Linked DNA regions of Mus musculus: all the other regions are linked to region 7. The links are chromatin loops, found by intact Hi-C in ENCODE. Cell type or tissue: heart. All regions are shown on one strand. Region 1 holds the start of Cebpg (CCAAT/enhancer binding protein (C/EBP), gamma). Region 2 overlaps Gm38988 (a long non-coding RNA gene). Region 3 has its middle 12 kb from the start of Gm12781. Region 4 overlaps Pepd (peptidase D). Region 5 overlaps Wdr88 (WD repeat domain 88). Region 6 overlaps Pepd (peptidase D). Region 7 holds the start of Cebpa (CCAAT/enhancer binding protein (C/EBP), alpha).

What was found. Peaks named below come from ENCODE experiments on the same cell type or tissue, not always from the same donor. Only the 100,000 strongest peaks of a DNase experiment are listed, where the experiment ranks them.
Region 1: a loop joins it to region 7, with 6 times the contacts of the local background. A loop is called at or near these places in 15 of 42 quality-filtered maps.
Region 2: it touches region 7 in a loop (5-fold over the local background); 22 of 42 quality-filtered maps call a loop at or near these places.
Region 3: a loop joins it to region 7, with 2.0 times the contacts of the local background. A loop is called at or near these places in 2 of 42 quality-filtered maps.
Region 4: a loop joins it to region 7, with 5 times the contacts of the local background. A loop is called at or near these places in 14 of 42 quality-filtered maps.
Region 5: it touches region 7 in a loop (3.0-fold over the local background); 4 of 42 quality-filtered maps call a loop at or near these places.
Region 6: a loop joins it to region 7, with 2.7 times the contacts of the local background. A loop is called at or near these places in 13 of 42 quality-filtered maps.

What each region holds. Positions count from the first base shown.
Region 1 is chr7:35,053,908-35,057,907 of GRCm38, reverse strand. Cebpg (CCAAT/enhancer binding protein (C/EBP), gamma) reads left to right here and starts at 1,342. Exons shown (of 2, transcript NM_009884.3): 1 at 1,342-1,532. It overlaps Gm45095, which reads right to left and starts at 2,425. Exons shown (of 2, transcript XM_030243153.1): 1 at 1,816-2,425; 2 at 263-1,716. The coding sequence starts at 1,901. The coding sequence ends at 1,149. In heart, a CTCF peak has its summit at 2,011; DNase peaks (open chromatin) are centred at 103, 1,267, 1,927 and 3,417; H3K4me3 peaks cover 2,433 bases; H3K27ac peaks cover 1,701 bases.
Region 2 is chr7:35,167,418-35,171,417 of GRCm38, reverse strand. It overlaps Gm38988 (a long non-coding RNA gene), which reads left to right. Exons shown (of 4, transcript XR_003946743.1): 3 at 377-496. Among named protein-coding and RNA genes, the nearest start is that of Gm35889, 11 kb to the right of the region's middle. In heart, a CTCF peak has its summit at 1,822; a DNase peak (open chromatin) is centred at 1,837; H3K27me3 peaks cover 2,659 bases.
Region 3 is chr7:34,670,135-34,674,134 of GRCm38, reverse strand. No RefSeq gene overlaps it. Among named protein-coding and RNA genes, the nearest start is that of Gm12781, 12 kb to the right of the region's middle. In heart, a CTCF peak has its summit at 2,005 (motif pointing right); a DNase peak (open chromatin) is centred at 2,024; H3K27me3 peaks cover 1,759 bases.
Region 4 is chr7:35,024,330-35,028,329 of GRCm38, reverse strand. The region is part of intron 11 of Pepd (peptidase D); the gene reads right to left. The region is part of intron 1 of Gm35484 (a long non-coding RNA gene); the gene reads left to right. Among named protein-coding and RNA genes, the nearest start is that of Gm35484, 2.9 kb to the left of the region's middle. In heart, CTCF peaks have their summits at 1,442 (motif pointing left) and 2,232 (motif pointing left); DNase peaks (open chromatin) are centred at 129, 1,109, 1,899 and 2,229.
Region 5 is chr7:35,262,955-35,266,954 of GRCm38, reverse strand. Wdr88 (WD repeat domain 88) reads left to right here. Exons shown (of 11, transcript NM_001370886.1): 3 at 3,743-3,831. It also overlaps a transcript of Gpatch1 not described here. Among named protein-coding and RNA genes, the nearest start is that of Wdr88, 11 kb to the left of the region's middle. In heart, CTCF peaks have their summits at 69 (motif pointing right) and 2,004 (motif pointing right); no DNase peak of the experiment used is centred here.
Region 6 is chr7:35,043,204-35,047,203 of GRCm38, reverse strand. Pepd (peptidase D) reads right to left here. Exons shown (of 15, transcript NM_008820.2): 14 at 3,323-3,514; 15 at 2,496-2,973. The coding sequence ends at 2,836. It overlaps Cebpg (CCAAT/enhancer binding protein (C/EBP), gamma), which reads left to right. Exons shown (of 2, transcript NM_009884.3): 2 at 1-782. Among named protein-coding and RNA genes, the nearest start is that of Gm45095, 10 kb to the left of the region's middle. In heart, a CTCF peak has its summit at 2,255; a DNase peak (open chromatin) is centred at 3,723.
Region 7 is chr7:35,117,172-35,121,171 of GRCm38, reverse strand. Cebpa (CCAAT/enhancer binding protein (C/EBP), alpha) reads right to left here and starts at 1,879. Exons shown (of 1, transcript NM_007678.3): 1 at 1-1,879. The coding sequence starts at 1,753. The coding sequence ends at 674. In heart, CTCF peaks have their summits at 1,714, 1,924 (motif pointing left), 2,710 and 2,927; DNase peaks (open chromatin) are centred at 551, 1,001, 2,001 and 2,691; H3K4me3 peaks cover 3,911 bases; H3K27ac peaks cover 2,244 bases; H3K27me3 peaks cover 2,337 bases.

The DNA of each region.
Region 1 (4,000 bases), 63 kb after region 7:
TTGAATCATGTCTCTGTAGTTCTCAGAGTAAGCTCCCTGTGGGCAGGGACAGTGTGTTTGTCTTCTTCCATTGCTGACTCTTAGTCCACACTTTAGCACATACCGTTCTTGTAATCAGGAAAAGAATTACAGGATATCAGCTAAAGAGGAAATCTCAAGACTCCTGGGCATTGACTGCTGGCTGTGGAAGGCTTGCCTAGACACAACACAGAATGCAGCTGGCAGAGCGGCTGGCAAAAAAGAGGCTAACTCAATATACATATGACATGCAAGGATGTTTTTATTTTCGATAGTTTTTATATGACTAGAAAACATTAGGGGTAAAATCGTGGTCTTTGTGAGAAACAAAGCACGGTTCACCTTTCATAGTGCTAAGTCTTGGGAAAAAAATGGCTCTTAACACAGCGATCCAAACCTAAAGAAACATACTGACTGGTTTTGAGACATTAGCTCCCCAAGTGTGCATGGGGTTATCAGGGGTCATTCTCTGTGGTTGACTTTTTTTTTTTCAGGTATTTTCATCTCTCAGGGATTCCTCGAAGTCTTATGTGGAGAGCTGCTCTCCTGGCCTTGGCGATGAAGAAACATTTCCCTTCTGAAAGCCAGAGAGTTTTGAATGATAAGCATTGCTAAAGAGGAAGCAATCAAACCTTTCGGGCAGGCTCTGCCTTCCACCCAGCGCTGCTTCCTGTTTTTCAAAACACAAAAACAAAAAGCAACACAAAACAAAACAAAACAACAAAAAAACCCGCTTTTTGATTCTCTTGTGAACTGTTCCCGGGAGACCCAGGCTGGACCACTTGTCACTTTTAAGAGAGCACCTCATATCCATCATCTGCTCTCCGGAGGTGAGCACACTTTGGAAATCGTGATTTGTTCGGCAGCCACAGTCTGCTGTTGTCAAGCGTCTGACAAGTGCTAACCCTAGCACTGGACAGTTTTTCCTTAACGTGCTTTTATCAAAATAAATGTGCAGATGCCTCAGGGCCGTGAGGCCTAAACAAACAAAAAACCCACCCTAACTCAAAAATCCACCTGAGGAAATGTCTTTTCCCTAAGGCAGGTGAGGCCCTCGTAACTCTGATAGAACTTTGCTTGCCATGGGTCACTCCCAAGGCTCAGGGCCACCGCCTGCCACCACCGACAGCCTAAGGGGGAAACCACCGAGCGCGCCTCCAGCCAGCGCCGGTGCTGCCACGCCCACCACGCCCGTTCCGCCGCGCGCCCGCCTCTCGCCGGCACACGGCCTGTGATTGGCTGGTGGAGCTGCCCATCTCTAGAGGCGAGCGCGTCGTTCTCCAAGCAGCGCTTCTATTGGTCACGGCGGCGGCGGCAGCGCGCGGACCCGAAGAGGCGGGGAAAACCGGTGGCCGCGGTGGCGGAACGGGCGGAGGTTGCCGGTTTCGTAACCGTCGCTCCTCCTCGCCGACTCGCGGGCTGCGAGGCCTGGGTCGGGTCGGGTCGGGCCGCGCCGCGCGGGGCCGCTCGGAGTGGAGGCCGTCTGGGGGCGGGCGGGCCGGCCGGAGGCGCAGGTAAGGAGGCCGCGGGTTGTAGCTCGGAGGGGTTGGGGGAGGAGGCCGCGGCCGAGCCCGCCGCTCGCGTAGGCGCCGACCCGGCCGGAGGAGACCCGGCCCTGCCCGATTCGGCAGGTTGGCCCGGAAGGCTCCTGGCGGCTTGGCGGCGCGGGCGGGGGCCCGGAGCGGCGTCTGATGCAACCTGCGGGCAACACCCGGCGGGGCTGAGCTCATCCCTGGCCACGGCCCAGCGCCGCCGCGCTTGGCGCCGACCCCCGCGCTCCCCCGGGCGCCCCCTCACCACAGTCGGGGAAGGGATGGAGTACCAGGTGGTCCCTCCAGAACCTGCCCCTCGGCGACGTGCAGCGTGACAAGCCTGGCGCGCATTGGCCCCTAGGGATGGAGGGTGTTCCTAGAATAGAAGGTGGACCGAATCTTACTTTGGAGCCACCTAGGACTCTCTTCCTGTCGGCTTCCCAAACGGCTCGGTCTGGGGGGGATGGCCCGGGTCCTATTTGGAGTTAATAACCTAGTGGTCATCTAGGGAAGGCACTCGAGTTTTTACACACGTAACGTTGCAAGAGGGAGATTTCGTTTGTTTTTTTGGACGCGGTCGTGTGTCCTGCAGTTCACTGGGAGGGGGAGGACATCCTAGATGATCGCGCACCAGACGCAGAAGGTCAAGCCATGAAGCCTTTCCTTAGCTCGCCTGGAGGGAGCTCGGGAAAAGAGCCAGCGGAGGTATCCAGGTGGGGAAGTTGGGCATGCGGGTGTGAGAATTGTTTCTCTTTCCAAGTGGGCTTGTGTATTTCTGGTCTTAAGAAGGTTGGCATGCTTTGTTTTGCTCTGCTCCTTCTTGCTTTTTTGTTTGTTTCTTTGTAAACTGCATCATAAGATGTATCAAATTTAGAAAGGTTTTAACCTTTGTGGGTTGCACAACAGCTGGGTGTTGTGTCTCTTGAGTTTCCACCCACTTGAATCCTTATTTGAATATATTATCATTGAGTGCAGACCTGTCTCACAGAGGGAATTTGAAACAAAGCACCATAAGGTCTTTCTCTATTGAGAAATTGTACATAGAAGAATTCAGAGTATGGTAGGCAAGCCCCTCTACCTCTGAGCCACATTTCTAGCCTTCAAAGCGCTCTAAGGTCTGTTCATCTATGGCCACTTGAGTAGTAGTAATGATAAGCTAGCTATCCCTGTGGTCATTTCCCTGTTCCTGAAAAACTGTAAATAATGACAGGATGCTACTGAGCTGAAAAAAAGCTTGAGCCTGTTTCCTGAGTCTGATGGACATGCTTGACTGACTCAGTTATTTTTATGACCTATCAGAAACAAATAGGTGGGAACAGACCTCCTCCCTCCCCTCTCCCCAATATCCTTTAAATTCTCACAACCTGTCATGATTGTCGTCCCAGCACTGTGATCTTGGAGAGGTGCTTTCATCCCTAGTGAATTAAATACACCCTGGGAAAGTCCCTGGGAACAGTCCCTCTAGAGATCGTGGGAGACACAGGACCTGGTCAAAAGTTGCCTCAGTCACAGTAATGAGTCCTGGAGCGATTTTAGGTTTTCCTCAGAGGGGTGGGTACATAGGTTCTTACACTAGCAAGTTTGTTGGTCCTTTCCCTATTCCGTTGCCCTGCCCTGCCATTAAAGAGGGGGAAAAAACCTGAACAGGAACTCCTAATAAATATATATTTATAAACAATTTGTTTTGAATGTGCTAACTAGTACTATAAATAGGTTTAAAGGATAACATTCAAACAAGCATATGAGTATTTAAAAGATAACATCCAAGTAAGTGTATGTTTTCTTCACAACTCCAGTGGACAACTTACACTGAACTCCTTGAAGGAGTCGCCTCTCTCTTGTGGACTCTGCCTCCAACAGTCTCCAGGGATCTGGAGTTGCCAAAGAAACTCAGGGAGCAGATTGGATAAGAAAAGCACAAAGAAAAGAGAAAACAGAGACCATTTAGAATGTATTAAGTAGTGGCCTTGAGTTGAGCATAAGGGAGCAGAACTTGTAGAGAGGGTTAGGACCTTGGGTTTGATCCTGTAGTCTGGAGTCACAGACATTTAGTTTTAGTAGGATGATGTGACATAGTTAGGTTTGAATGGTAGACTGCTCGACCTGCAGGTAGCAACCTCTTGGGGGGGGGGGTGTCGGTCTAATGACTGACCCTTTACAGGGGTCATCTAAGGACATCTGAAAACACAGATATTTATATTATGGTTCATAACCATAGCAAAAGTCTCAAGTAGCAATGAAAATAACTGGCTGGGGGTCACCACAGCATGAGGAACCTGTGTTAAAGTGTGGCAGCATCAAGAAGGTTAAGAACTATTGTTCTAGATAGTCTAGATAGTGAGTGGTTGGAGGGAGCTCAGGCTGCTACACCTGAGACTAGGGCCCCTGGGAGATGATGTCAGCCTGAGGTAATTTCTGTGGCATTAGGAAGGACTATAGATTTTTGTTTA
Region 2 (4,000 bases), 50 kb before region 7:
TAGGCAGGACAGGGGTGGCCTGTCTCAGCTCTCAAACCTCTGCTGCGTGCAATTTAATAAGCCCAGAGACTCAACTATATCAGTGACCCAGAAACCTCACTGTCACCCCTTCACCCACTTGGCACCAGCCACACCACTCCTTAAGTCGCTCCATCCTGTCTCAGGATCTCTATCCTTGCTGTTCTCTTGGTCTTCTCTCATAAATTCCCAGAGCCCATCCTCTCCCTCTCTTAAGAATGAGACTTGCTCCGACCTTTCCTTTGAACAGCGCACCCCCATCTCAGCTCTTTCTCCTCAGCCTGTCTTGCATCTCCCTTTGATTGGCATTGGAAACTCTAGATATTTTGCTTAATTATATTTTATTTTATTCTTTTAGCACTGAAGTATTGAACTGGAGACCTACATCCGTGCTAGGCAAGTGCTCTACCACCAGGCTACATTGTACCAGGCTACATTACAGCTCTTTGCTATTGGATCCTGAGAAAGCACTCTACCGGTGAGCCACAACCCAACCCCTTTTGTACTTTTTGTTTCGTGACACAAGGTCTCACCAGACTGTCGAGGGTGGCCTTGAACTCACTCTATAGTCTACACTATCCTAAAGCTCGTGACCCTCCCGTTTCAGCCTCTCAAGTAGATGGGATTACAGGCTTGTGCCACCAGGCCTGATTCTTACCTATTTGTATTGCTCATCTCTCCCATTGCCCACACCATCCCATGAGCTGAACACCCTGCTTTCTTCACTGAGGCAGAGCCTAGCTCGTACAATCTAGTTCAGTGTTAGTGCATAGTAACAGATGAATGAATGAGGGAACGAGCTAACGAATGAATGAATGAATTGAGTAGGGTATTTTGTACAAGGCTGACTCTCTCCTTCCTGAGCTCATCTGGCCATGGCAGGACAAAGGTTTGGGCCTTAGCTTAGCTTTCACCCATTCCCTGTAGAAAATTTCATGGGCAAACTTCTTATGGCCTGTCTGGGCTAGAATTTGGAGACAGCCTGAGGCCCGAGCTGCAAAGCCACAGACCACTGCAAAGCTGCCTCGCTTTATGGCCCCGTTACTTGTGGTTTACCTTCAGCAAGTTGTATTTAGTGATTTCAGGCACACACCGCAACTTGGCAGGCACTGGTCAGTATCCCTTAGCTCCACTACCTATGACTCTGGGGACATGCAGGAGTCAGAAAACTTCATGATAAAGAAAAGGAGATGCCTCACTCAAGGAGCACCAGATCTTCAAGGTGCTGTCCCATCTAGGAGAGGAGCTAGTTGGCAGTTGGGATATCTTGCTATTAGGACCCCATCCCCACCCCTTGCTAGGCAACACTGCTACTGGGAGATTCCCAAGTTTGGGCCGTGGAAATCATTCAGCTTAGGGGTGATCTGGACTCTCCTAGGCTCTTTTGATCTCCACGAGATATTTATATCAGCTCTCCCCTGCATTGGGCATATGTGACATCCTTTAAGTGACTTCATAAACATTTTAAGGGACAGCAGACTTGTAAACGCATTAAACTCCATCTCATCATTCAGACGGAGAGGTTTTATGGAGACGTGCACAGCTAAAGCTAGCCAAGAGATTTTAAGACACTTTTAGAGAAATGTCTTTGAAAAGCATTAAACCAATGCCCCGCTTTAAAGGAGAGAGGTTAAGGAGCCGTACGCCTCTAGTGTGTGTTTGGGTGGGGGTGGGGGGCTCCAAAAGGACCTGAAGGAACCCCAGAGGCTTCTGGGAGCACCACCAGACAAACTTCAACTCTTGTACACTGAAGGGTGGGACCGTGTTCCCGTAAAGGGAGTTCAGTCCGCAGTACCTGACATGCCCGGTAGGTGTCACTGCCAGGAGGAAATCCTAGCCAGGCACTGGTTATATTGAAGCTGCAGACCCAAGAGGACTCACGTGTGCTTTTGCCTTAGTGTTGGTGACCTCCAGCCTGGGTCTGCTTTGAGCCAGGGGCTACCACATGTCTTCCCAAGGGACAGAGCTGCCCTCTGACCATGTTGCCAGCTGGCAAACACTGGTCAGTAGCCCTTAGCTCTAGAAGCGCTGGCCAAGGCCAGGACTACAGGGACTGGTAAGTTCCTAAGTTGGGGCCAAGCCATTGCAAGGAACAACTACAGTGTTTCTTCTAGTCAGAGCCTCGAAGGGGGCCATTCCAAACTTGGAAAGGACCCAAACACATGCCAGTACAAGTAAATGCACCCGTATGCATATGCGCACACAAATACATATGTGAGCATACAAATATATATGCACACACATGCATTGATGCACACTAACACACACACATGCATAAATAACACACACACACACTCACATACACACACAAAGAACACATGCACACATTCACTCATATACATTCACATTCTCTCTTCCTAGGCTCTTGTAGGTAGGTGGAGAAAGACCCTCCAGGTGAATTTATCTGGGGAGGGAGGCTCTTCCTACCTGTCTCTTCTGCCCCCTCTGGACTGGCGGGAGGACTGAGGGGCAGCTACAGTGTCCAGCCGTGACTGGGCCTGTCAGAGCAGGGTGTATTCTCCAGGTTTGCCTTCTGCAGCTGTCTGGGGTTGAGGAGCAGAAATTCCTCCTGCAGTCTAGAGAAGTGAACTGGACTGAGAACCGAGGTGGATGCTACGGTCACTGTGAGGGTTGGGAGAGCCACGGAGGCAGCCTGAAGCTGAGCAACTCAACCCTCAGCTTGCTGCTGCCTTAAAGACACCTTGGTCCCTGCTGGAGTCCTCCTCCTCCTCCTCCTCCTCCTCCTCCTCCTCCTCCTCCTCCTCCTCCTCCTCCTCCTTTTCCTTTTTTTTTTTTTTGGACAGGGTCTCTCCATGTAACCCTTAGCTGGTCTGGAACTCACTACGTAGAACATGCTGGCTTCGAACTCATAAACATCGACTTGCCTCTTCCTCTCAGGTGCTCAGATTAAAGGCATGTGCCAACAGGCCCAGCAAGGCAGGGCTTCTCAGTTCCTTCGATTCTTCAGTTGTCTCAAACCTGTGAGAGCTTGAGAAGCTAGAGCACATGACCTCTGGTCCCTGCTGTCCCCTGGCCCGCATGCTGGTACATCAGTTCAAGGGTGACAATGAAATCATTTGTATCACCGTCTTTTGTGCCTGCTGTTGAGAGACATGGGGCCATGGGAGGCTGCGTGGAATCCAGCTTGCTGACCACCAGCCTTGCCCACAGTCCTTGGCAGGGGTCAGAGGTCTGTCACCTCCCCCCTGTAGATCAATATCTTCCAGTCTACTGTCAGCAGATCTTTGACCTGTGACCTGGCCACACATGGTGACCCCTGAACCTATTGGTCTTTCCACCAATCCTTGCCCTGGTCTCTGGGGTGGGTGAGGGACTGTTCCCTGGCTCTGGACCAGGCTTTGAGAAGAAGGGAGGGTGGGAGGCTATCTGTCCCTGTACTCCCAGTCTCTTTCCTTTCCTCCAAACTAGGGGCTGACACATACAGTGGAGGCTCTGCATGCAGGCCCCTTGGAGCTCCAGGGCCCAGGGATGCTATGCATGAAAGATTTAAAAGGCCTTTCAAGAGGCTGAGACTGGGGCTTTGGGGGCTCCAGCCTCAGGGTGCTTTCTGCTTTGTCTCCAATGTCCCCAAAGCCACCTAGTAGTGCCAAACTTTTGTGCTTGGACTCTGGGGCTCACAGCCTCATTCTCAGCATGGTCTGGTTGAAATAGGGTGTAGTGGGAGATGTCATACAGCCAACATTAGGGCCAGGCCTCAAGCCCCCAGGATGGGGAGGCACTTTCTCATCCAGAGGCTCCTTCCTGCTGCAAGTCCTCCCCACAACCACCAACCTGAGACCCAGCAGCTTGGACTGGGAATGAGAGAGGGGGGACTTAGAGGTCTCCAGTGTGCTCCCTGGATTGTACCCCCTGTGACTCAGCTAGGGGGCCACAGATGTGTCCACTCCTGCCCTGCACACTCGTCCTGTTCTACTTGGGGGACTCCTGCACACTGTCTGCTGGTAGATCTACTGGGGATACC
Region 3 (4,000 bases), 450 kb after region 7:
AAGCTATAGCCAGCACATCCCTGACCCTGAGTGTGACCTCAGCCTTATCTACACACCTAATCAAACACCTCAAGGCTGACAGATTACCCACCCTTGAGGATCTGGCTTTGGGGGAGGGGAAGGCAGAGCTGTCTGTGAAACCTCTCCTTAAGTTGGGTGCCAGAACTGATTCTGAAATTGGCACAAGTCAGAGTGACAACGGAAAGGTCCCAGTGGGAGCTCTGTTGGTGCTTACAGTATGAGTGTGACTGGGGCTGTGTCTACAAGGAGAGGGAAGCACTTTGTATTAGGAGCAGATGTCCGTTTGCCTGTCTCTCCAGGATTGCTGAGAACCTCTGCCTGCCTTCTGGATCCGTCTGTGGGGCAGATATATCCAGGTCGTCCTGGGAGACCACTCCCAAAGCTGATGTTGGGTCTGTAAGGAGAGACAGCACCAGGTCCCCCAGGCAGTAGATGCTACTGGAATCCAGCTGGCCTCATACTGGCTACAGCTAATTCACCTCCATTTTGCCTTTACTGTAGTGGTCTCTGGAATCTTCCAGGATTGGAACAAGTGACTGAAGCTGCCTTCTGTCTTGGAGCCACATTCATCCAGGAGCCCTGAGCAAGGGTGAGGCTGCCCTCTGGTTCCAGCTGGAAGTGACCATCTGATAGGGAAGGACCCAGAGGGATGGGGAGGAGGATCAAGTCACAGCCAGAGGGGTTTAGGAGATTCATGGAAGGCAGATGTCCAGAGGCTCAGAAAGCCAAGAAGGTCACCCTGACTGGAGCCAGAACCAGCTCTAGGCAGACCCATGTGAGAGATGCTAGAGAAGCCTGGAAAGCTAGAAAGCTAACTGTGGCCCAGAAATAGCAGGCGCTAGCGAAACTGAATTCACAACGGAGAAAGTGTCTCTGGTTGTGGGTACATTTGGCAGAGCTTGGGGCAGAGTGTCTAGGAGCTTCTGCTCAGCCAAAGGACACCTAGAGGCCCATCTGGGCAGCCTGTACTGCCACTTGGTCTGCTGCAGCTCATTGCCCTGGGCTACTGCCAGAGAGGGGGTGGGGGGCAGTCAGGGAGGGGAAGAAAGGAAGTGGGGGAGAGAAAGGGAGAGCATGTGGGGATGGGCTAAAAATAAGAAACCCTCGCAAGGTCACTCTTCAGTGTCACCCAAGCAGGAGCTAAGCTGGACACACCTACATGCAATGTAGCCATTACCAGTTTTAAGGGAGGAGGGAACAAGACCCAAGACTCTGACAATTAGCACCACCTTAATGGTCCCCAGGATGGCCATCAACTGAAGGCCATAGGCCCAGCCCTGAGGCCCTGCCTCAAATTCATTGAGGTATATCCAGCCTCACAGCCTTGAGCTAGACTGTGGAACACAGGAAAGAATGTGCATGCAGGGATGTGTCTCTGTCTCTCTGTCTCTCTGTATGTCCTTCTATATGGACATAAATGACTGGATGATGGGTATACGTGTAGGTGGAACTATGGACAAGTCCTCTGTCCCCTTTCCTCTCTGGTAGCACCTTGTATTCATTACTCAGTCCTGTCCCAATTGCTCACCATTCTCCCTGAAAGCAGACCATCTGATCACTAGGAAGGGTCACTGGGGGAAAAAAAATCAAGGTTGGAGAATAGCTGTCCAGTCTCAGGCCCTCTCCTCAAGTGTGATCCATCCCCCAGGGCCCCACTAGGACACACATGTGGGTACACACACACACACACAGATTCCCCACCAGGCCTTTCTTTATCTTTGAATGGCTGACCTTCCCTCGATGTAGAAACCATTGTCAGGATAGAAACAACTGGTATCCAAAGTCCTGGGTCCCTCCCTCAAATACCCTGGGGAGGCATTCAAAATCCAGACAGGTTGACTCAAACCCTGTACCAAGCAGACAGGACAAGCCACTTCTCTTTCTCCAGTGTAGCATAATTGCCGCCAACGGGGACTTTATAGATGCAGAACCACTCATAACCAGCAGGTGGGGCCAAGTCCCTGCTCCTAAACAGAGGCCGGTGCATCCCTAACTGGGCCACCAGGTGGCAGCAACATTCCAGAGTGGGTGACGCTAGCCAGTGCAGAAAGAATTGCCTCTCCCTAAGATGAGATTTCAACCAACCTCCACAGAATCTCTGGGAAGACCCCAGACGCTACTTTCTAACCCACCAGTTCCAAAAGAACCTGCCCGAGTACCAAGCACCCCAGCACCTCAGCTTCTCTCATCCCTCAGATGGGTCCAAGAGCTGGGTTACCAACACCAAGCAAGGCAATGGTTTCCACTGTCCATCCGAGAGATACCAGGTATTCTCTGACCTCACTGGAAACGCACATGCACACGCGTGTACACACACATACACACCCGTGCTCACATTGCATACACACCTTCATGAGCATCACCTCTTCTGGTATTTTAAATAAATGGGAAAGCCCAGTAGGCCCCTCAAAAGTAGGTATTTTCTGTTGGGTCCTGTTCTCCTTCCAAGCAATGGTGTTCTCCAATGCCCACCCTATGTCTCTGTCTCTTCCTCCAAGACATCGCCAAAGCACAGTCCTTAGGCTAATCTATCAACAAAACATAAAATTAAAAGATTTAAGCGGGGTGGTGGTGGCACACGTCTTTAATCCCAGCACTTGGGAGGCAGAGGCAGGTAGATTTCTGAGTTCAAGGCCAGCCTGGTTACAAAGTGAGTTCCAGGACAGCCAGGGCTACACAGAGAATCCCTGTCTCAAAAAACAAAAATAAAATAAAATAAAATAAAATAAAATAAAAGATTTAAAAGGGCATAGGGGTGCACACCATGTAATCTCAACACTCAGAAGGTTGAGGCTTTGAGACTGTGATCCTGAGCTTCAGACAGCCAGCGCTGCATGGCACAATCCTCCCTCAAAAATAAACAAAACAGAGTCGCCCTCCAAGGCTTGCCTCAACCCTGCTCTGTCTTTCCCACCAAAATGCATCCCATGGCCCCACGGCCTCTCCTCCATCTCTTCTTTCTCTAAAAATATCCTCCCACCCCCACCCCCACTCCGACGCCCATCCCCATCCCCATCCCCCCACCCCCTACCCCCCTAAACAGGTTGGCACTGGTTCTTCAGCAGCCTCCAGTGTTCTGAGTCCAGCAGCCTCTCACCTGCCTGTGCATCCCCTGGAGGGCAGAGCTCAGCACCACCCCTATGCTGGCTTCCCAGTTTACACCTCCACCCCTGACCTCTAGCAGCTCTCCCCCCACCCTGCCTTGTCCAGCCACCTGCCCCACATCTGTATCAGCACATCCAGAAGGTGCCTCAGATCACCTACCCTACCTGAGCCTCATCTCTTCCAAGTCCTGCACCCCCCTCCCAGGACTCCCACCTCAGCCCACCACCCCTGCACTCTGTCTTACTTCTTGAAAGTATCTCGAATCCACCCCCTTTCTCCCTACTGTCTTTTCTTCTTTACTTCCTTCTTTCTGTTTTCTAAGGCAGTGTCTAGCTACCATAGCCTCTGCTGGCCTTGAATAGACTCTGTAGCCCAGGCTGGCCTGGCTCACAATCCCCCTGCCTCCACCCTGTAGTATTGGAATCAGAATCATGTACCATCAGAGGCTGCCCATGTCTTTTCCCTATTTGGAGCTGTCACGTTTTGTTTGTTTGTTTGTTTGGGTTTTGTTTTGCTTTGTTTTTCAAAACAGGGTTTCTCTGTGTAGCCCTGGCTGTCCTGGAAGTCACTTTGCAGACCAGGCTGTCCTCAAACTTACATAGATCAGCCTGCCTCTGCCTCCTGAGCACTGGGATCCCACCACCATGCCTAGCTGGAGATGTCATTTAAACCCATACCATTGTCCTCTCTGGCCTTGGCTCTTGAAGTAATAAGAAGTAAGAATAACCAGGTACAGTGGTGCACATGCGAGATCTAGCTTTGCAAGAGACCCAGGCAAGAGAAATGCTCTGCGTACAAGGCCAACCTGGGCTACATACTGAGTTATAGATCAGCCTGGGCAACAGAGTGAGGCGCTGTCTAAGAAAATAATAGC
Region 4 (4,000 bases), 93 kb after region 7:
TAATCTGAGACATCTGGGAGATGACATGTCTTCAAGCAATGTGCTGGCGTCTCTTCCCCACATGTGTTCCTATGGCTATGGTTCTGGCCGGGATGAACGTTCTGTCTTATGCTGGCTCTTCATGGGGCAGCTCCAGGCCTGGGCTACCTGCCACCACTGGCCCACCCAGACCCTATCCAGGTCCTGCTTAACTCCCTTAGGCCCTGTGCAGGGACCAGCCAGCTCACAGGCAGCAGGGCTCCAAGGGAAACTCGGCAATGTTTATACAAGGGCCACTTTGTACTCGGCTTGTAGCTTCATTTTAATCTTAGTATGCAGCACGCACTCAGCTGCTTCTCACCCAAGACTGACATCTTACATGCACGTGTGTTAAGCATGCTTGCTTTGTGCAGACTTCTCAGTCTGCATCCCAGGCTGGAGGGAGAGAGGTGGGGTTCTAAACAGCAGAAAATACTCATCTACCCAGTCCTCAGCAGGAGATAGAAAGGAAGGCAGCCAGTCACTTTGTCTCTGCAGCAGTGTATGTGCCCCAGGCTGGCCACAGTGGGCACAGGTCTTTCTGGTTCACAGGTCGGCTGCCCACCTCAAGCTCCCCTCCAGGCCTCTGTGCATGCCAGCCCTCAGGGATGGCTGCTGGTGGTGGTGGGTGGCAGCAATGGCAGCAGCAGCAGAGCCATCCCTCAAATGCTCCCCTTGGTTACAGATAGACCCATGGGGGGAACCTCTTCCTATAGAGCCCCTGCGCCAGGTGCTCCTCAGAGACCAGGTAGGCAGGGATGATCCCCCATGCCAGCAGCATGTCCCTATCCCCAAACCCCCAGTGTAGACTCTGATGAGAACAGTCCAATGCTGGGGTCCCCCTATGTTTGCAGAGAACTAGCACTGCCCTCTAAGAGCTGTCACAGAGATGCAGAGCACTGGTGCCAGGCCAAGACCCACGGAGAGCACCATACTGTGGCCTGGATCAAAGGCAGGCACTCAGCTGCTGCCTGCCTCAGCCCTGTGGGCCTAGGGTTGGGCACCAGGGCAGTAGCTGTAGTGGGTGGGGGAGGGGAAGGAGGAGGCTAGCAGTCATTATCACGCAGACAGCACATGCTTCATTTCACTTTTTGGGTGACCAGTGTCTTGTGATGTCTGTGAGCACTGTCTAGACTAGCACTTTTTAACCATGGGTTGTGACGTCAATGGAGTGGGTGAGGCCACAAAACAGTGACAAACTAAACAGAAGGGACAGAAAGCAGGTGGGAAGGGCTTCTGCTTATGGTAAGGAGGCATATCTACAATATGAGCTCTAGTTTGAAGGCTAACGGTTTTCTGGGATGGGATACTAAAGGCCTTGGCCAACTCATCCAGACAGACAGGGCCTTGTGTTTGCAGAACTCTCTCACCCAAAGGCTGGCTTATTTTCCCCCTAGGAAAAGCTTTGGGAGGGGCCCCCTAGTGGTCACCAAGCATCCCTTTGGAAATAACAAGGCTGGGAAGGGGATAGGAGTTAAGGCTGGCAGCAGGCAGCTAGCCCTGGATGACATTCTCTAAAGTCTACTGGAATACTAGGCACAGAGAAGATGAACCTTGGATTCTCCTCCTCTACCACCACCACCACCACCACCACCACCACCACCACCACCACCACCACCACCACCACCACCACCACCACCACCACCACCACCACCACCACCACCACCACCCCTTTGCTCCCAGCCCTCTGCAGCAGGGGAAGAACCCGGGCACAGATTCACTCTGCCCAGGACCACAATTGGCAGTCTAACCCACAACTAGAACAGGCACAATCATTTTATCCAATGCAGGGCTCAAGAGATGCAGGGTCTTGCTAAAGCCCTTGGTATCTGCAGCCCAGGGCTGAGAATTGGCTCACCTGTGATGGCAATAGCAAGTCAGCCAGGACGACACCCTGGCTCCAGCTGTGACCCAGATGGAGTGACAGCGGTACAGTTCTGGGGGCCCTTAAGTACTGACTATCCTGGGATGAAACTACCCTCATTTCTCTGGGTTTTGATGACCTCTAGACATGGCCGTTACCACAACAGGGAGACTGAGGAGGCCGGAGGCCACAGCAGGGATGGGTAGGGAGGAGGCACTGGCAAACTGCTCAGTGCAGAGCTAGGATAGGCCTGTTCCTAGGTGGACTGCAGGCCCACCCCACACACCCCAGGTTAGCACAACAAAGCACAACCCAGAAAACCTGGCTGTGTCCTGAAGCTACACTGCCCTCTTCTGGCCAGTGCTGGAACGCCCTGTACACCTCAGCCAGGCCTGGAGCACATGTACTCTAATGGGTTTGGAGACAGGGCATAGCACCTCTTATAGGGTGGCAAGCTGCTGAGGAGACATGCCCCACCTGCTTCTCAAATCAGAGCCCCCACTGAGGAGATATCGTCTGCTGTTTGGGGTGAGCTTGCATAGGAGTCAGGAGAAGCAGGTGGGAGAGCCTTGCACAGGAGTGACTCAACCTGGGATGCCCTGCTTCCTGGTGGGTTTAGGCACAGTTGGTATTTTTCCTGCTGGCCAAGGTGAGGCCTTTGTCTGTGGGCTTAAATGCCTACAGTCTGAGGTGGCTGTGGGAGGGCTCAGAGGGGATCTGGGGACGACTCCTTACCCAGAGCCAGTGGGCCATGGCTCCTTCCCTGCTTCTCTAAGCCAGATGTGTTCACACCCACTTGCCTGGAGCTAGATGCAATGTGGAGCATCTTCTGTGGCCTCCCACTCAGGAAGGGCCTCCTGTGATCTTGTCAACACCATCATTATATGAACAAGCTGGAAGCACCAACCAACAAGACTGCCACACTTGGCAAGCTGGGTCATCAAAGCCCTGCCTGCTTGCCTTGAAAAAGAAAACAAAATGCAGTCGATGCTTCATGCAGGGGGTGACCTGACCAGTGGGTTCAGGGGGAACTCCAGGGACACAGCTGGAAGGTGCTCTGGGAGCCAACAGGAAAACTCTGAGAGGTTTAACAGCAGCCACAGGCCATGTACAGGACCCCTGGCTCTGACTGAGCTGACGAGAGGCTCAGACTCTGAAGCCACACACATTCCCATGCCTTCCCTAGATCTACATAGCAGCTGGGCATGGGATCTGGCCCAGAGAAACAGGAAGAGACCTGGGAGCTACTGGCTGGGATGTGGGATGGCCTGAAGCTCTTGGCTGACAAACTTGATCTGCAGCACAGACCAGCCTGAGCAACAGCTAGACCTCACGCGTGATGACTGTGGCCCACAGCTAAGTGGCCTTATCTGACTCTTAGTTCCACCTAAGGTTTACATGAGCACAGTGGTGCATGCCTGTAATCCGAGCACTTGGGAGGCCATGGCGGGGCAGAGGGGGTCCTGGTATAAATTAAGGCCAGCCTGGGCTACAGTGTGAGACTCTAGTTAAACTGTTAAAAAAAAAAAATTGTCCAAATAAGGTAGGCCTGATTTGTGTTGTGCCCTGGCCCAGGGCTGGAAAATGTACTTCAGAGACACGGAGAGCAGGAAGACGTCCAGCCTTCTTGGCTTTGCAGTTCTGCCTCAGCTTTCATGACTCTGAGCCCTTGGAGCCAGGTGATCTAGGAGCCCCCCCCCCCCCCAGACAGATAGAGAACCTGAGGTGGGAGGGAGGAGCCTCTTGGCTCCTGGTGCACTTCTGTGGGTATATCCTGAGAAGCGTGGGTGCACTCACTCCTGGACTGAAAGAGATTGAAGGGGCTGCCACTTAGCACCTCCCCCTCACAGCTCTGAACCAGTTCTGACTTCCCAAAGAGCTCCACTACTGTTAACATAGCTTGCCTGTCAAAAGCTAGGTAGAACCCAGAGTCCATCCCTGTGCTTGGTGCCTAGAACACATGCTCTGTCCCAGGGGGCACTCAACTTTGGGACAGCCTCCAGTTTATACATATATTCTGGTCCCCTACCTTATGATGAAGTATCGTGGCTTTATGTTAGGATAACAGTGTGATTTATTATTTACCAAACGCGCTAGGTGCTTGGCAGATCAATTTCA
Region 5 (4,000 bases), 150 kb before region 7:
ATTTCCGATATATTTATTTATGCGTATGGGATTTTGCCTGCATACCGCATGTGTGCAGTTCCTACAGAGGCCACAAGGCGGCAGTAGACTTCTTCCTGGAACTGGAGTTAGAGATGGTTGTGAGCCATCTTGTGGGTGCTGGAAATTGAACCTAGGTCCTCTGGAAGAGCAGCTGGTGCTTTTAGCTGCTGAGCTGTCTCTCCAGTCCCAATCTTAATTTTTCATATTTTTTATTTTTGAGGCAAGGTTGGCTTTGAACTCACAATCCTCCTGCCTCAGCCTTCCACAAACAGGAATTACAGACCTGTGCCATCACACCCTTGGGCAGACTGTTAATTCTCTGGGTCTCCTTTGCATCTGGAAAACTCCGTTTTTATATACTGATCTTGTATCGTACAGTTCTGTTAAACTATTTTTGTCAATCCTGTTTTCATTTTATTTTTATTTGTGTGTGTGTGTGCTCGTGTGCGCTATGTCCATATAGGCTCTTGGAGGCCAGGGAGGGCATTGGGTCATCTGCAACTGGAGTTGCAGACAGTTGCGGGCCTGCCTAATGTGGGTGCTGGGAATTGAAGTCAGGACCCCTGGAAGAGCAGAAAATGCTCTTAACCACTGAGCCACCTCTCCAGTGTCCTGCTTTTTAGACGCCATATAAAATTCTTACTGAACTTAGGCATGACGTGAATTCCTGCCACTTCGGTGATATCCAGGCCTTGGGCATTCACAGAGGACAAATGGGGGCCAGGTCTGAGTTCTGCCCCAGAGAGATGGAGCAGGTCAGTGCCTGACTATGTAGTGGCAGAGAAACCAGGAACAGGGTGTGGTATTCAGGCCAGGCTGCCTCCTCTCTGCTTGTAGGATTTGGTGTTTGTGTCCAGCAGCCCCTGACAGGTGTCTATGGCAGGGCTGACAGAGAGGAGGGAGCAGGAATGGAGGGTGATGTTGGCCAGCAAGGACTTGGCTGAAGATGACCACGGCCTGGGGCCACATGGAGAGGATACTCAGTTCTGAGGCTTTCTGCTGCCTTCTGGTTTGGGTTGAGAAGCGGCAGGGTGGAAGATTGTCAAGGGTGCTTCAGGTCCTGGCATGGGTACTTGGACAGTGTAGAGCCCCTGACCCTACAAATGACCTCAGAGGAGGATCTTGTCATATGTTGGTGCCAAGGCACAGACCGATTAGGTCAGAGGGTTTGGGACTATCCCAGGTCAGCTCAGACCTTGTATTGGAGACCCAATGGCTGTGTGACTCTGGGTGGTTTATCCACCTCTTGAGGTCCCAGAGGACCAGCTGTGTGGTGGGGCTGCTCCAAGCTTTGCCTCGCCCACCTCCAACCCCCCCTGGATCTCCATACTTCCTTCTGCTGCTGCCCTGTGGACACCTGTGCACCCAGAGGCTAGGATCTCACTGCGGGAGTAGGGGGGGGGGCAAGGGGGCGGGGACTCACTTTCTCTGGGATCCATAAGGCCTTTTCCAGCCCTCAGTAGTCACCGGGGGTTCCCGAGCAAGGGGACAGGTAATTGTCACTGTGTGCTGTTCATCTGTTGACCCAACAGAAGTATTCATGGAACTTGTGCATGTCTGGGCTGAAAGGCTGTGTCTGCTTGTTTGTTTGTTTGTTTGTTTTTGCTTGTTTTGTTTTTCTGTTACACACACACACACACACACACACACACACACACACACACACACACACGTATACTGTACACTTAAAGAATTGGAACCATACAGAAATACTGAATCATAAATTTCACCTCCAACCCATTGTCACACTCCCCTGATTTTTCCTTCTGCCTCCTTCAAAATCTCCCTAGTACTCCCTCTGTTGGGGCTATAACTCAGGGCAGAAGACCCGTCTAATACACGCAAGGCCCTTCTAGGCACCAAACTCAATAGGAAAAGAGAGCAAAATTAAAAACTTCCTACAAACCTAATCAAAACCCTTCAAACTGACTTTTCAGGCATTGGCTTTTCCAAAGGCCAAGCTCGAAAACCTGCTCCGAGCCTCTGTCCTTGGTTGCTGTTCCTCATTTTGGCCACATGGGGGCACTATTGAATTTGCAATCGCTTCATTCTCTGCCCAGACTTGGAGGTTGTGTAGCTTACAGTCTCAAGCATGGGGGTGGGGGGGTGGGGTGGGGTGGGGGGGGCAGGTGGGGAGGGGGGTGTGGAGGTGGGGTTGGGAGGTTTGGGGGGGCGTTGTTTTCCGCTAAAGCAGTGGTTCTCAAGCTTCCTAATGCTTAAGACCCTTTACCACTGTTCCTCATGTTGTGGTGACCCATTGCTACTCCATAACTGTAATTTTGCTACCGTTATGAGTTGTGTTTTCCAATGATCTTAGGGTGGCCCCCATGAAAGGGTTGTTAGGACACCCCCCCTCCCAGGGCTCCCGACCCACAGGTTGAGAAACACTGCTCTAGAGGCACTGTGCCAAGCTAGAGAGACTGGATCCTAGTGGTCAGCATCAATCCTTCTTCCTGAGCCCAGGACACCAGCCCGAGGGTGCCCTGCCCTGTTGAATTCCATTTGGGGAACTCCCAGCTGCCCTTATCTTCCACTGAGCTTGGAAAAGGGCCTCCTGGGATTTCCTGAATGTGACTATATGCCCCAGGGGACAGGCGTTGGGAACTGGGTGTGTGGAACTTAGCATTCACAACAGGCCTGGGGCTACCATAAAGGCCACTGGTATGGCTTCAGTCTGGGAACCAGTCTGGTGAGTAGCCCTTTACCATCTTTGGAGATTGTCCCCCATGTAATAAAGGCAGATAATCACACCTTTACAGCCTGTGCAAACTGCCTTCCTGGAATTCAAGTGTGGGCCAGGCAGAGTGTCCATGGAATTGGTCTTGCTTTTTTAAGCTTCCAGGTCCTGGGCTCTGGTACACCTTTCTGGTAGACAACACTTTACGTGGATTGGTGTAGGCTATTGCTGTAAATGGTGAGCCCCAAGCTCTCCAAGAGAAGGTTGGGGAACACCTGGCTTCCTTTGGACTTTGCCCCCAGCACCTTATTATCCAGTTCTTGACTGTCCCTGTCGCCGTAGGGAACTTGAGTGCATGTGTGTTTTGCTTGCATGTTCATGTGTGCACCGTGTGCATGAATGCCTGGTGGCCGCAGAGGCCAGAAGAGGAAGTCAGATCTCCATGGAATCGGAGTCACAGACGGTTGTTATCTGCCATGCGGGTGCTAGAAACGGACCTGGGTCTTGTCTTCAATTATGTTTAAAAAAAAATTGCACTGTGTGTATGTGGAAGTCAGAGGACAACTTTCTGGAGTGGGTTCTCGTCTTCCCACCACGTAGGTCCCAGGGACTGAACCCAGGTCATTAGGCTTGATGGCGAGTGCCATTACCCACCGAGCTATTTCACTGGCCCATATACTTATATAAGGCTTTAACCACATATTTCTGCCAGAGGCACCCCTCAGAGTGCAATCACGGGGTCAAAGGGCATGGAATTAGAAGAAGTTCTTGAGGGCTATTGACAGATCGAAAGAAACCTCTTTGGCCAGTACAAAATGAACAAACAATCACGAGTCCCCTCCCAGTGTGCCCAGGACCCATCTGTGCCTGGGCCACTGTGAGGGGGATTTCCTGGCTGTGGAAGATGCAGTGTCCCTCCTGTTTGGGGATATTGGAAAGCCCGGAACTTTGCTGTAGGCAAGCTAGGAACTACTGCTGAGCAGCATTCATGACTTCCATACAGAAGCCTTGACCACTGTCTCTCCTCTCTCCCATTGATTGGAGGATGCTGAAGATGGAACTGTGATTTGGGACTTTGAGCCACGACCCAAAGCTCCTGTTTTAGAGTGCAGCATCACGGCTGACAACAGAAGGTGAGAAGGTGGTGTCTGGTCTGTGTAACACGGGTTGGGGAAAGTCAGAGTCAGCAGGCAAGCCTGTACACAGGCTTTTGTTTGCTTGTTTAAGAAAATATACAACCACATTCCCCTGTTTAGGCCTCAGTGTTTCCATGCACTTTGAGAATCAAGGAGTCTAACGATG
Region 6 (4,000 bases), 74 kb after region 7:
GGGCAGGATGAAAGGGCTGCCTGTGTCCTGGTGGGTCCTAGCCTATGGTTTCCATTTGAGGTGTATCCCCAACACTACATTTTAGAGTATGAATACCATCTTGACTTACACAGGGTATATGCCTGGATATGGAAGTGTACTGGCTGATTTCAGAAATAAAACAAGACTCTAAGAAACAGAATTGTGTGTTGGGGGTGGGGGGTGGGGCAGGAAGAGGCCATTTAGACGCTTTACTTTGGTCCTTTTAGTCTTTTCGTGTTTGGGGAAATAAGTTTCTAATTGTTGTGTGGTTGTGAAAATTGTGTGGCTGATTATGGTGGTATACACCTGTAACCCCAGTATTACAGAGATGAAGGTTGAGTTTAAGGCCAATTTGAGTTTGAGTACCATTGAGACCCTGTCTTAAAAATGAAAAAAAAGAAAATAATTTCTATGGGTGGTGCAGAACAGAATTCCTTTGACTTCGTTGTAATTTTTTGTTTGTTTTTCAGTTTTAGTGAGATGGTCTTGTAGCCAGTGCTGGCCTTCAACTTGATATTCAGCCAAGTATGACCTTGAACTTCTGGCCTTCCTGCCTCCACCTCTCAAGTGCTAGGATTACAGGTATGTACCACTACTTGTATATGACACTGGGTCTTGAACCTGGGGCTTTGTGTGTGCTAGGTGAGCTCTAGCAACAGAGCTGGAGCTCCTGCTCTAGTTCGTTTATTCCTAGTAACTTGTGTTAGAAGTTTATACTTTGTGACAAAATCAGGTCTTAATAAAAAATACTTTTAGAATGACCAGTTCTTATCACGTGTCTGAAGCGTTTGTAACTGTATTTTGTACATTAAAAAAGCCCCACCCCTAGGCTGTCTTTTGCCCCAGTCAGTCCTTCATAGCCCCTCCCTTTGAAACAGCTGTCAGTGCTTATCTACAGCACCAAGCTCACATTTTACCTCAGTGTACCTGCTTGCTTCAGACCCTGCCACCCAGTCCTGCCTCCCTCAGAGCCACCCTCCTCTCCTGCATGGACTTGATGCCTTGTAGTTCTTCCTGTGTGTCAGTGTATCATATGCTCTCTAGAACCTCCTGCTCCCCCGTGCTCCCCAGTGCTCCCCGGTGATGGTATGTAGCACCTCTATCTCCTCCATTCTCCCTGCTACCTTTTGCAGCTCTTTCTGTTTTAGAGTGCAGTATCTCTTGCTTTTCACTTTAGACCTCTTGGTTTAGTCTCGGTCTAAACGAGTCTAGTACAAGGCCATTCCTGTCAGATTATGTGCATATCTCATGGTATAGATGCTCAATTAATACTGGGCCCTTCTAGAGTGTGGGGAAGGCTTTAGCACCGTAGAACTTTCTGGAAGAGTCTGTAATCCATTTTTGAAGCTATACAAATTTCTGCAGAGGTTGGAGGACAGGGCACAGCTTTAGGAACATGGGTAGAGTGAGCCTGTGTTTACTCAGACTGCTGTGTCTCTGGTGGCCGAGGGGATGGACCCATCTGTACCAACCAGAACCCTAAGAATGGGTGTTGTAAACCTAAGAAGTAAATGAGATAAGTGGTGCTTTGGGACTTAGATTGGCATTTGGTTTTTGGTGGCTTTTTATTTTAATGTGGCCACATCATAAGTACTTTTTTGTCATTGCCATAGCATAGGAAGAAGCCAATTTGTAGTAAATAAACCCTTCAGTGGTTGCTTGAAGTCTCTAGCTTGGACCAGGTTTTTGTTTTTTCCATTAGTTTTGTCTTATTTCTAAATCTATCCATCCATCCGTCCGTCTGTCCGTTTGTTTATTGAGTCAACAATCTTTCTATGTAGTCCTAGCTGACCTGGAACTTGCTGTGTAGTCTAGACTGCTTTTGTTTTAAGATAGGGTCTCATGATCTTGGGTTCCTGATCCTCGGTCTCCAGCCTCCCGAGTCCTGGGATAACAGGCATGTCAGTGCTAGAGAGGGACCCTACTGAGCCACATGCTGCAAAGAAAAACCTGCAACCATCAGAATTTTAGAAGCCAGCTGTGGGGCTAGGCAGGGCTCTAGGAGCATCAGACACACTGTCAAGCAGAGAGGAGGACAGGTGGTCCACATGGGCATAGCTAATAGAATTGGGGCGGTAGACTTGTGGTGGTAGGCCCTCCTTTGCCATGCTGCTGCCTTAGGCAGTGCTGCTGACCTGTGCTAGCTGTCTTTGCTAGTAGAAAAATGAAATCAAGGTCCCAGAACCTCTTACCAAATGCTCCAGCGGTTCTGGTGCCTGTCTGCATAGGAATCTTGACAGCAGGTGACAGTATTGCACTAACTTTGGCAGAATTCCTGGAGCTCAATGAAAGCTTGTGTAGAGGACTCCCCTGGTTCTCCCAGGCCAGTCTAAGGCAGAAGCAGAAGGCACAGGGCCTGTGCTAACAGTGTTCCTGGGAACAGACTCAAGGCTGACACTTGGTGAGCCATCATCCTGGGCCACAGTTCCATGCTGTCTTCTATGAAGGAGTGAAGAGGAAGATGGGCAGAAAGAGCCAGTTTTAGAAAAGCCTTTATTGCAAATTCCATTCTGCATGTTGATTTTTTTTTGAAGACATCAGTGCATCTTCCCTGAGCACAAAAATCGAGTTAGACCTAAGAATAGGATCTTTCTTCAATCAGCACTCTTAAGTCCCTATCATTTAAGCAAAATCAAAGCTAGGGATGTGATCTTGCAGGTGAATAAAATGCTTTCTTTTCTCAGAAACAGCAGCAGTGGTTTTGGTAGGATCAAATGTGATCTCCAGGATCTTGCTTTTGGGGTGCCATGGGCAGGCTGACATCACAGAGCTTACAAGGCCAGGGCCCAGTCTCACTGAGTGTCTCAGCTGGCTCTACTTTTGGCCAGAGAAGGGCACAGATGCCTTGTCGCAGCCTGCCATGCACGCTTCGATTTCCTCCACAGTCCGGGGTACACATGTCAGCAGCTCCATGCCGCTGTCAGTCACGACAACATCTTCCTCGATCCGCACCTGGGCCAGACAGATAGGATGCCACTGTAACCATGCCAAACTGCTCCAACCTGACCATGCCACCTGGGAGAAGCTTTTTGAGGGATTGGAAAGCTTTGTGACAAGACAGACTGGTCTCAAAGCCTCTGGGAAAGACAAGGCCTGTTGCTTGTGTAGTACACGCTTACATGGAGCCTCTGGACCTGGTGGGCTTTTAGGAGAATCTCTGTCTATTGACAGATGAGCACCTGTTTGGTGACAGCCCACATACAGGGGCTGGCTGTCGTTCCACCTTTTCCTGTGGCACAAGTGACAAGCATGGGGTAGTGGACATTCTGGGGATAAGAACGTGGGGCTCCCAGCTACTCACCCCACCGAAGTTGCGGAAGCGCTGCAGGACCTCTTGGTTAAAGAAGCAGGCTTGGGCCGGGTCTGCCAGGGCCTGGTCCAAGAGGTGGTCAATGAAGTAGATGCCTGGCTCCACAGTCAGCACCATGCCCGGCTCCAGGTGCCTTGCCGTACGCAGGCTTCGCAGGCCAGGTTCATCGATGCGCTCTACACCCTGTGGAGAGAGGAAAGGTGGGGGGACCCAACTGATAGGCCCAGGGCTGGCTACCAGGGTCACTGGCTCATTGAGAGGTGACCAGACAGGATTGGCTCCAGCGCAGTCTAACCCTGTTAGTCTGGGCCACCCAAACCTGCCCTCTGTACATACCTCTGTATTGGGCATTTTGACTCTGGCTACCCTCAGATCTGCCTAAGGACATTGATAATGCACACATGCAGGGCAAGCTGCCAGGTGGGCCTAAGACTGGCTGGGTATCTGGCTGCTCCGGCCCTTCCGCAGGTCAGAAGCCAAACACAGAAGCCAGAAGAGCTCTTAGGAGGTTGCATGGCCTGCAGGGCCTTCCTTGTCTTTTCTTCCAAGCAACTCAAGTGGAAATGGCTGGTCCTGGCTAAATCAACCTTTTCGTTAGAGGAAGGGACAGGTGCTTGACATCAGACAGGCCTGTTACCACCAGTACTGGCCTGTAAGTATCTGCTTGTG
Region 7 (4,000 bases):
TGGTGCCCCCATTCTCCATGAACTCACCCAGGAAACCTGGCCTGTTGTAAGCTGAGTGGGGGGGGGGGGATGTAGGTGGAGGTGCAAAAAGCAAGGGATTAGGAGCCCTCCACCTCCCTGTAGCTGGGGGTGAGGACACAGACTCAAATCCCCAACACCTAAGTCCCTCCCCTCTAAAGACAGGGACTGAGGGGCAGCTCAGGGCACTGCCGGGATCTCAGCTTCCTGTATCTTCCTCCTGCCCTGGGCCTGCACCCTTCATTTTTCTCACGGGGCCAGCTGAGGCCCGAGAGGAAGCAGGAATCCTCCAAATAAAATATCAAGGCACATTTTTGCTCCCCCTACTCGGTAGGAAAAGGAGCGAGTTTTGAGTATCCAAGGCACAAGGTTACTTCCTTAATACTAGTACTGCCGGGCCCCCAGCTCAGCTCCGCGGAAAGTCTCTCGGTCTCAAGGAGAAACCACCACGGCCTGACTCCCTCATCTTAGACGCACCGAGTCCGGCTCAGAGGAAGGGAGGGGACACGCGGAGCAGGCCAGGCTTTCAGGCCACACCGGAATCTCCTAGTCCTGGCTTGCGCGGCCCGGGCAGCCTAGAGATCCAGCGACCCGAAACCATCCTCTGGGTCTCCAGCCAGGGGGCCGGCCCAAGGCGGTCCCGCAGCCGCGCGCCTCACGCGCAGTTGCCCATGGCCTTGACCAAGGAGCTCTCAGGCAGCTGGCGGAAGATGCCCCGCAGCGTGTCCAGTTCACGGCTCAGCTGTTCCACCCGCTTGCGCAGGCGGTCATTGTCACTGGTCAACTCCAGCACCTTCTGTTGCGTCTCCACGTTGCGTTGTTTGGCTTTATCTCGGCTCTTGCGCACCGCGATGTTGTTGCGTTCCCGCCGTACCCGGTACTCGTTGCTGTTCTTGTCCACCGACTTCTTGGCTTTGCCCGCACCGGCACCGCTGCCACCGCCGCCGCCTCCCGTGCGGAGGTCGGGGTGCGCACCGGCCAAGCCCTTGAGCGCGCTCCCGGGGCCAGGCAGGCCCGCAGCACCCAAGGCGGGCGCAGCGTGCGGGCTGGGCACGGGCGTGGGCGGCGGTGTGGGGTGGCCAGGCTGCAGGTGCATGGTGGTCTGGCCGCAGTGCGCGATCTGGAACTGCAAGTGGGGGGCGGCCAGGTGCGCGGGAGACGCGTGCGGGTGCGGCGGTGGCGGTGGCGGCGGTGGCTGGTAGGGGAAGAGGCCGGCCAGCGCCAGCTGCTTCGCCTCGTCCTCCTCGCGGGGCTCTTGTTTGATCACCAGCGGCCGTAGCGCGGGCGCCCCGACGCGCTCGTACAGGGGCTCCAGCCTGCCGTCCAGGTAGCCGGCCGCCGCACAGCCGTAGCCGGGAGGGGGCCCGTGCGCCCCCGCGGACATGACCGCGCCGCCGGGGCCCGCCGGGGCTCCCGGGTAGTCAAAGTCACCGCCGCCACCCGCGGGGCCCGCCGCCGCCTTGGCCTTCTCCTGCTGTCGGCTGTGCTGGAAGAGGTCGGCCAGGAACTCGTCGTTGAAGGCGGCCGGGTCGATGTAGGCGCTGATGTCTATAGACGTCTCGTGCTCGCAGATGCCGCCCAGCGGCTCCGGGGCGGCAGGTGGGGCTGGGGGCGGCGCGGGGCCCGCGCCCCGGGGAAAGCCAAAGGCGGCGTTGCTGGGCGCGTGCGGGGGGCTCTGGAGGTGACTGCTCATCGGGGGCCGCGGCTCCACCTCGTAGAAGTCGGCCGACTCCATGGGGGAGTTAGAGTTCTCCCGGCATGGCGAGCCTCGGCGGCCTCCAGCCTGCGCGTGGCGCCGCTGTCGCCGCCGCCCACCCAGTGCCCCAACTGGCTCGCGCCCGCGCAGCTTCGGGTCGCGAATGGCCAGGCCCGCGCGGGGACCGCTTTTATAGAGGGTCGGGCATCGCCCCCTGGTGTCCAAACGGGTCTCGGATCGAAGGCGCCAGTAGGATGGTGCCTGCTGGGTCTTAGAGCCCGCCTTCTCCTGTGACTTTCCAAGGCGGTGAGTGGGGAGCATAGTGCTAGTGGAGAGAGATCGTGGCGCAACGCCCACTGACTCCTGCGCTGCAAGGCGAACCCGGCTTGCAGCGCTCAGCCCCACCCCGGCGGCGCTGTCGCCCCCGCACACACGTGGTCCGTGGTTAGGCGCCCCTCCTTTAAGCCTCTAAGTCACCCACTTCCAGCCAACACTAGGGAGCCCGGGAGCATCTAGAGGCCGAGCGAGGGGAGGTGGAGGTTGGGGAGCGTTTGGAGAGAGAATGTTGGTTTTGAGCTACCGTAGTGCAGACTTGTGTTAAAAGCTGGGACTAGGCCTGTCTCCCACCCGGATTTCTAAAAGGCTGTGGCGGAGAGCCGCGGCGCGGGAGGTTGGAGACTGCTTTGGACCAGCAACCTAGCGCGCACCGCCGAGTGGCGAGGCCGGGAGCGCAGAGATTGTGCGTCTTTTTCTCTGAACTCCACGCGACCCCACGGCTTCCAGGCAGAGCACCTCTCTTTCGCCCAGCTTCTCTAGAACTACAGGGTCCCACGGGCTCTTCAGAGTAGTAGGGCGCTAGGACCCGGCGGGGAGCGGAGGCGGCCGCTAACCCCGGAGCCTGGTGGACCTGGCTCGTCCACTCGCCTAGGCTGGAAAACTTTCTTTTTCATTGCGTCTCCAGGCCAGAGCGATAGGATTGCTAGGCTTACCAGGCAGACGTTGCTACCCAGCGTGGAGCACTCTAGTCAAGTGTTCGGGACACCACCACCCCACGCCCGGGACCAGCCGGTGGGTCCTCTGAGCCTCGCGGAAAAGGACCCTAAGGAGAGCGCACAGGGGCCGCGAGAGGGCAGGGTGTTGGAGAGGAGTGAACTTGAATCGGGGACTGTGATCCCCAGGCGGGGCCCATAGCCAGGGGCCTGAAGACACAGTTTTCTTTCCCTACTGTCATTCATGGGGGCACTAATCTCGGTAGCTCGGGTGTCCAATTCCTAGCTACGAAGCCTTTCGAGCACCCACTTGGGAGCCCTCCGCGCCGCGCCGCCTACAGGCTCGCGGCTGTGGGTAGGAGTTTGCGTGCATCGGCTCCCAGCCACGTGGCGTCTCGTTCACCCTCCACCTGGATCGCGGCCGCGGAGGTCCGGGGGCAGAAGGGGCCTGGTGAGCACCCACGTCTCTCGTTTTTGCACCCCGAAGACCGCGGCTTCTTGAGCTGAGGCCTTTCGTCCTCTCGAACTCCATTTGTCCGTGTTCCGTGACCTGCTGCGCTCTAGGGTCGCAGGTCAAGACCCCCAGTGCAATGGCCTTTTTAGGCCAGGAAAGGCCCTGCGATCCGCCCAGGAGGCTCCAAGAGGAGCGGCTAAAAACTGTTAGGGAGGTCTGCTGTGCTTCCACTGCGGTTACAGTAAAGAACCGACTTCGTCTGAAGGACGCATCCTGTACTTTAATCAAATTCTCATTCAACATATTCTCAGTGATTAATGGCTCAACTGCTTCATTTTCGGTGCAGAGCGCATAAAAAAGATATTTTTAGCTTGATGCTTTTGAACAGAGTGAATAAAAAGCAGATACACTAAATAAACAACCTGGTGTGAGCAGAGGATCGCTCTCTGGGCCAGATGCACGCGACTCTACCTGTGGAGTGTCCCCTGGGGAAAAATCCTTAAAAGCCGAGAGGAATCTTCAGTCTTTCTGCTGAGTTAAATATAATGTTTATTTGTTTGCTTGTTTGGTTCCCCCTGAGGGGAAAGGGAACACTGTAAGAAAGTTCCTAGCTAAGAGAGACATTAGCAGGAGGCTGACATCCTCGCTTATGCAAGCAGAGGGACTTGGGGTTGAAGGAAGCTGGAACACACTACAGTCATCAACAAAGAAAGTGGGATAAGTGCTTGAGGTGAGGGGCGGGGACTGGGAGTCCCGCCCCAAAGCCTGCAGGTCTCCAGTCGCTGACAGAATCCTTTTTACTGCTCTAAACACCCAGGGGTTCGTGAGAAATGTCCCTGCATG